Regions from separate parts of the Mus musculus genome. Here regions 2 and 3 are each linked to region 1. A link is a loop called in an ENCODE intact Hi-C map of the cell type or tissue named here. Cell type or tissue: left cerebral cortex. All regions are shown on one strand.

Region 1 (2,500 bases):
TGAGCCCAAGAGGAAGTGCTGGGGGGGGGGGCGGGGGGAGGTGCTGAGGGGGAGGAGTAGCTGAGGGGGAGGAGTAGCTGAGGGGGAGGAGCTGCGGAGGAGGAGGAGCTGGCGAGGTGGAAGAGCTGAGGAGAAGGGGAAGAAGGATTCGGATTCTCTTAGGCCTTGTACGAACTGTGATAGGCACCCACAGAGACTAAAGCTAGGAGCTAGGAGCGGGGAGAGCACCCGATGATCGTCCCCAGTCCTCTCCAGTCCTCCCACCTGCTCAGCCTCGGGTTGCCTCTCTATGCACTGAAGAAAGGCAGGCAGCTCTTCCCTGGACGCCCAAGCTGACATTGTAACCCTGAGATCTGGATAGCAGCCTGGGAATCTGCATGGCTCCCACCGCCTGGAACCTCTCAGCCAGCCAGTGGTCAGGTCACCAGACGGAGTCCCTTTCCACTTCCACCTCGGGGTATACATAGGTCAAAAGGCCCAGAGACAAGAGAGGGACAGATGTAGACAGCCATTTAGAATATAAAAGAAAATTAACAGGGTGTCCCAAGTCACCATGCATCTCTCAGTCAGGCAAAGGAGCTGTGAGGCAGAGGAAGACTCCTGGAGCCCCTCTTCTTTATTCCCCAGCCCGGAGAGAAGAGGGGGGGGGGCTCTAGTCGCACCTGGTCACCCCACCCCTCTCCTCTCCTGTCAGTCAGCATATCCATAGGGGAACTTAGCGCAAAGAAGGCCTTCTGATGTTTGTTTTTAAAAAAAGGAGGGAGGGATGGGAGGACGGAAGGGAGACTGACAGACGGACAGAGGACTGGAACGGGGAGGGAAGAGGGAAAGAGATGAGAAGGAAGGAGAAGGGGAGGGGGTGGGAGGAGAATAAGACAGAAAGGGTGAAGGAGGAGAAAGAGAAGCAGGAATAGAGGAATTAGGAAGGGAAGAAAGAGGCAAAAGAGAAGAGAAAGAAGAAAGATTAGAGGGAGGGAGGGAAGCTGGAAGGAATCATTTTATTTTATTTTATTTTATTTTATTTTATTTTATTTTATTTTATTTTATTTTTTTAGACACTCAGAAGGAACAGTAAAAACCCTGAGCTGAAAGCTTGTCCCATCTCTCCGGTAGCTCCTGTCAACCTCCCTCCAGGCTTCTCGCTCCAGTACAGTGAGGGCAGGCCCTGGCGCAGGTACATGAGCTCCAAGCTCTGCCATGCTGGGATCTGCCTCCCAGACGCCAGCGTCATCCCGTGCACTGCAGCTCAGCCTCCTTCCCGGCTTCCCACAGAAGAGGAGCTGGCTGGCTGAGCATCCAGCACTGCCTCGTGCAGGCAAGACTCATCCGTAATGACAGGAAAGGATGTCTGCCCATGCTGGAAGCCACCTGGGACCCCAGAGCTTGCCGCACACTCTGTCATAAAATATCTTGTCACCCCGGCAAGTATCATCTCTGACAAAATATTTCTGGATACAAAAACAAGAGGCCTATTGATTTTTTTTTCACGAGGTCACACCACCTTGTGGGTGGCCCTGTGTAGCTCAGTTGTCATGGATTCTGTCCCTGAATGCCCACTGGGACCAGGGTGGCTGCTGACCCAGCGAGCCCCCATCCTAGTGATGGTTGCTCTGGAGCTAGCACCAGCATGGATATCCTTGTTTCTTTTGTGTTGCTGTGATAAAATACCCTAAATAAAAGCTTCTTGGTGGTAGGGGAGGGTGGGGGGGGGGGAGGAAGTGCTTATTTTAGCACTTAATTCCAGGTTTCGATGCACCACTCTGGGGAAGTCACAGTAGAGGCACTTTAAGACAGATGGTCTCCGGTTGCATCCACAGGCAAGAGCAGAGGAAAACAAATGCGCGATTGATTATGCTTAGACTCCTCTCTGCTCTTACACAGTCAAGGACCCACTGCCTAGGGAATGGGGTCATCCACAGTGGGCTGTGTCCTCCCACACCAATTAAGACAGTCTCCCAGAGACAATCACAGGCCCATCTGATCTAGACCATCCCTCACTGAGACACCCTTCCCAAGCATCATAGATCGTGTCAAGCTGGCAATCAAAAGCAATTATCATAGTTTCCCAGCCTGGAAGCAGCACAGGCAGGTGACAGCTCAGACACCCGAGAGAAGACCCGAGTGTCCATTTCAGGAGTCTGTACATCCCCCTTAGGAAATCTATTACAGCAGAAATGTATGTCTACTGTCTGGGTCTACGTAGACCTGAGGGGGATATGTCTGCTGTCTAGTTCTACGTAGACTCAAGGTGGGGCTTTCTCAGCACCCCTTACCCTACCCCCATGGGTCCTTCACTTGATAGGGAGAGTCTGTGTAGGGCTTGAGTCTAGCGAATTTGACACTGATGTGTCTGGCTCCAGCAGTGGTCATCTGCAGGACCTGGAGCCTAATCTTTTTCTCTCAGCCTTAATCCACTCTTGGTAAAATGATCATGACAACCCCTCAATGGGATATCAAGACTTGTATCTGGTGGTTGCCCCGGTTCCTATCGTGGAATATC
Region 2 (2,500 bases), 140 kb after region 1:
ACTCCTCAATCTGTTGAGGCTGTGCATTGAAACCTGGTTTCCCAGCTATTGTAAGCTGTCACCCATGCTGTTGTGGGACTTGGTAACACAGCTGTCTTCGAGTCAGTTCTGCCCCCGTAAGTAACTCCTCACCCGTACTCTTGTAGGTAACCCCAGCAAGACCCATTGGTTAACTGAGATGGACTTTTGTGATATCCGTACTTTAGGGTGTTGTAGGATCTCTATCTGGGTGAGCAGATATGTATGTTGCATCTCCCCAAGATACATTTTGTTGAACAACTGCCTTTTTACACAACGAGATGATTGAGCAAAGGCCCCAAAGAAATACGGGACCCACTTCTACTACCCCAAGCTGCTGCTTATATGAAAAAGAGAACCTTGCATATGTGATTAAAGTTGACGATTTGGGATGGGAGAAATGGCCCAGGGATTAAGAGTGCATACTGCCCCTGCAGAGGACTTGAGTTTGGTTTGCAACACCCACATTGGGCAGCTCACAGTTGCCTGTAACTCTAGCTCAAGGGGATCAAATACCCTCTTCTGGAACTCAAGGGCACCTACATTCATGCGTGTGTATACACAATTAAAACTAAATTAAAAAAAAAATTAAGTTGAGGATTGGGTGTTGGGAGGTTACCCAGGATCACAGAAAGTTCTCCTGTAGATTCTTATGGAAAGGGCACATGGAGAACCTTAAGGGTAGACTCTCAGTGCCATCAAAAACAAAAAAACCAAACCAAAACCCCTGAGATCTTAGTATAGATAGAGGATGGAGCCACGAGCCAAGGAAGGCAGGCAAAGAGAGATCAGGACTTGTCCTGGAGTGTCAGGGATGATAAAACCTGATTTCTTCCTTCTCGGGGCCGGGCAGTGGTTTAGATTCTCACCCAGCATGCACAAGTGTCAAGTTAAAATCCTAGCCCGGCTTCCAAGAAGCACCCTAGCCTTTAGAACCAGGAGATAATCCATCCCCCAAGCTTTCGATGATCCGATCCATCAGCTGTAGGGAGCTCATACAGCGGGCCACACTCCATCTCTCCTTGATTTGTGATTCTTAGCAATGATTTTAATAGAAGAATAAATTCTCATTTAAAGAATCAAATTCAATAAAACATTTCATGCATGCACTAAAATTTGCATTTGCAAAACATAAATATTTCTCGCCACAGTCCGTGCTGTTTCATTGTTTTAAAGTTGAAACAGAAATAAAAGCTCTGTGTGTTCCTACAGATTGATGGGATCAGAGCCAAGCTCTGCTTCTTGGATGATGCCAGCCATCACTGTGCCCGTCGTAGCTCACTTCCACAGGGCTGGCTAAAGGTTGGGGAATGGGAGTCTGCAGGGAAGACTCTCAATGGGAAGGGGAGGCTACAGAGGCACCTGAGGACTGAGGGACAGCCTCTAGCCTCTAGACTAAAGGTCCTGAGTTCAATCCCAGGAACCCATGTACAAAGGATGCAGCAGTACACATCTGTAGTTCCAACATGCCTACAGCAAGACACAAGACAGACAGGACAGCTGCCAGACATCTCTGGGGCCAGCCCAGGGTACACCGCACACTGGCAAAAACAAGACCCTTCTTCACTAACGTGGAAGGGGAGAACTGACGTCTGAAAATTATCCTCTGACTTCTGTCTGTACACCAGAGTATGCTCATGCCTGGACATGCATGGACACACACATACACACACACACACACACACACACACACACACACACACACACACACATGTGCCAAATGCACACACAAATAAATAAATACATAAATCTTTTTTTATATTTATTTTGTTTTTGAGAAAGGGTCTCACTGTGCATCCCTAGCCAGCCTAGAACTTGCTACAGAGACCAGGCTGCCCTGGAATCCATAGAGATCCACCTGCTTCTGCCTCCCCAGTGCTGAGATAAATGGAGTGAGCCGTCACCATGCCTGGCTATTTTATTTTGTCTGTGTGTGTGTGTGTGTGTGTGTTTTGTGGATTTGTATATGTATGCTTGTGTGAATATGTGTTTTTCTGTGTGAGTGTGCACATGTGTGTGTGTGTATGTGTGTGTGTCGGGGGGGGGGGCAGAGGTGCCCATGGAGCCCAGAAGAGAGTGTCAGATCCCAGAGTTACAGGCAGTTTTGAGTCACCCAGGAGGAGTGCTGGGAACCAAATTCTGGTCCTTTGCAAGAGCAGCAAGTGCTCTTAATCATAGCACCGTCTTTCCAACCTCAACAAATCGTTTTTAGTGCAAGCAGGGCAATGCCAAACAGTGTCAGACTGTAAGAAGTCGCTTTCCAGACGAAGGCAGGCAGCCATCCTGGTGTCGGGGCCAAGATACATCATTTTTAAAGTGTGCTAATTCGCAGCTTACACATACATTAGGCCTCTACAAGGACACAACATGTTTCAGTGTGTAAACAACTGGTGTCAATCAGACGTGTTTGGTATTTAGGTGTGTGGTGTTTAATAGAGAGCCGTGGCTTCCCATGTGTTTTATTATTTTCAAAGTTGCTCTG
Region 3 (2,500 bases), 74 kb before region 1:
TTTGTGTGCATGTGCACCACACACGTGCCTGGCTCCAGGGAGGTCAAAAGAGGACACCAGGCTGCTTGGAACTGAAGTTACAAAGCTTTGTCAGCCACCTGAGATGGGTGCTGGGGCCCGAACCAGCTCCTCAGGAAGAGCAGTCAGTGCTCTTAACCACAGAGTCATCTCTCCAGCCCCTACGCTTTGTTTATAAAACAAACATTTGATTGCACATTATCCAAGGAATATCTATGTGTATAGAGGGGGGAAAAACCCCAGAAACTATAGAAAAGCCTAGAAGAGCAAACTCATTATCTCTGCTTTTCTTTCCCTGCCTGGAAAGGAAAGATGCTCTCTTTTCTGCCTTTTTATTCTTGTTTATTTTTACAAACTTGAAATCACATTGTATCTTGCTCCCCCCTCCCCGCTCCCCCCACCCACCCCGCTCACACTGGAATTCTATTCCTTAAATACCTCCCAACGTATATGTCTATTTCCCTTTAGTGGCTGCATCCCAGTGAGACATTTTGCGTGTGAATAAATTATTTTCCATGTCTTTCTCAGGCTGTGCAAGTGGCAGCTTGTGATTTCGGCACAAACGGAAGCCCTGCACTTGGAGCCTGCCAGGCAGGGGTGAGCTCCTTTGTCCGTGAGCTCCTTTGTCTTTGGAGCCTGCCTGGCACTGGAGCCAAGGCTGGGATGAGGAGAAGTCGGTCAGTCAGCCAGCAGAGACTGAAGTTAGCTTCTGCCGTGGCATTCAGGGATAACAGACCAAATGCTCCTCCTGCCCCAGGACAGCTGGCAGCATTTGGCATCGTGGGCTGTGTGTGTGTGGGGGGGGGAGTGGGGAGCAAGAGTAAAGCTTCCTGGGAATTAATTGAGCTGGAGCTGTCAGAGGAGCCAGTGGGCTGGGCTGGGCTTGGGTTCTGACCACCCAGAGCCAATCTAGGCTGCTCTGAGAGCTGCCTTTTGCTTAGGGGGACCTGCAGGCAATGTCCTTCCTGGTGCCATGGAGAGAAACAGGGCTGGTGTGGAGTCCCAGGAGACAGTTGGGCTGTTTCTTTCCCTCTAATTTGGGTCCACACACTTGTGCAATATGAAGAATGTCATGACATCACCTGGTGGTTCCAATGACACACTTAGCAGTTCATTTTCCTTTGCTGACTACCCTTTCTTCTTTAGTAAAGATTTTATTGTTTTTTGCTTTTTGGATTTATTTATTTATTTATTTAATGTATATGCAAGTACACTGTAGCCGTCTTCACACACCAGAAGAGGGCATCAGATCCCATTACAGATGGTTGTGAGCCACCATGTGGTTGCTGGGAACTGAACTCAGGTCCTCTGGACCTGAGTCAATACTCTTAACTGCTGAGCCATCTCTCCAGCTCCAAGATTTATTTTTTATGTTTTATTTATGTGTATGTCTGCGTGTACATGTGTTGTGGTAAATATTAAAAAATGAACCCTCCAATTCTCAGTGGGGCCAGGCCATGCTCCTGCTGCCACCACCAACTCTCTGGAGCCAGTCCCCATGCCAGGTGATCTCACTCACTTGTTCTCTTGGCCTGCCAACTTTCTGGCCCTGTGGGGCCACAGGACTCCCGCTGGGCCATCTCTCGGACAGGGCTCCAGAGTTCCTCTCGCTTCCACACATGGCTCCATACACCCCACAATCAGCCATCTCAATACCTATTTACCCTGTAGAAACATGACTCTTAAAGCTTAATTATCCAATCATATTTATATAACAATAAGATCACAATTTACAAGATGCCAATTCAATAATTTCAGAGCTAATTGATAATGATAAAAGCTTTACCCCAACCGGGTGGTGGTGGCGCACACCTTTAATCTCAGCACTTGGGAGGTAGAGGCAGAGGGATTTCTGAGTTCGAAGCCAGGACTGCACAGAGAAACCCTGTCTCAAAAAAAAAAAAAAAAAAAAAAAAAAAAAAAAACCGAAAAAAAAAACCAAACAAACAAACAAAAAGCTTTACCCCAATTATTCTAACCTTATGAAAATCTTAGCTACTTGTGGCTGTTTAAAACCACACAGAGCCGGGCGTGGTGGCGCACGCTTTTAATCCCAGCACTCGGGAGGCAGAGGCAGGCGGATTTCTGAGTTCGAGGCCAGCCTGGTCTACAAAGTGAGCTCCAGGTCAGCCAGGGCTATACAGAGAAACCCTGTCTCGAAAAAACAAAAAACAAAACAAAACAAAACAAAAACCCACACAGGATCAGGATCTTCTTCCTGTCCATCTGCCTCCATGTTGGCTTCTCTTCCTTCTTCCTCCTCCCTTCTCCTCCTCCAGCGATCTCTATCTCTTCCCCTCCGCCCCCACTCCTAGCTCCGCCTCCTTTTTCCTGTCCAATCACAGGGGACTTAACTGAAAAAGAAGCACTAAACCCCACCCACAGCAGGGCTGGAGAACACCTGAAACTTCAGCCCTTGGGAGTAAGAGGCAGGAAGATCTGAAGTTTAAGGTCAGTCTTGGATATTTTTGGAGTTCTAGAG

Evidence for each region. A loop is a pair of places that touch in the nucleus more often than their neighbours do. Peaks named below come from ENCODE experiments on the same cell type or tissue, not always from the same donor. Only the 100,000 strongest peaks of a DNase experiment are listed, where the experiment ranks them.
Region 2: a loop joins it to region 1, with 2.3 times the contacts of the local background. A loop is called at or near these places in 3 of 42 quality-filtered maps.
Region 3: it touches region 1 in a loop (3-fold over the local background); 8 of 42 quality-filtered maps call a loop at or near these places.

Annotation. Positions count from the first base shown.
Region 1 is chr11:117,483,096-117,485,595 of GRCm38, forward strand. Gm11733 (predicted gene 11733) reads left to right here and starts at 1,273. Exons shown (of 3, transcript NR_130966.1): 1 at 1,273-1,421. In left cerebral cortex, a CTCF peak has its summit at 1,484; DNase peaks (open chromatin) are centred at 217, 1,253 and 1,900; H3K27ac peaks cover 1,973 bases.
Region 2 is chr11:117,624,139-117,626,638 of GRCm38, forward strand. All of the region lies in intron 3 of Gm35170 (a long non-coding RNA gene), which reads right to left. Among named protein-coding and RNA genes, the nearest start is that of 2900041M22Rik, 14 kb to the left of the region's middle. In left cerebral cortex, a CTCF peak has its summit at 1,154; a DNase peak (open chromatin) is centred at 1,245; H3K27ac peaks cover 173 bases.
Region 3 is chr11:117,409,524-117,412,023 of GRCm38, forward strand. It overlaps Gm34128 (a long non-coding RNA gene), which reads right to left and starts at 1,747. Exons shown (of 3, transcript XR_880326.2): 1 at 1,538-1,747. In left cerebral cortex, a CTCF peak has its summit at 1,282 (motif pointing right); DNase peaks (open chromatin) are centred at 23 and 674; H3K27ac peaks cover 1,046 bases.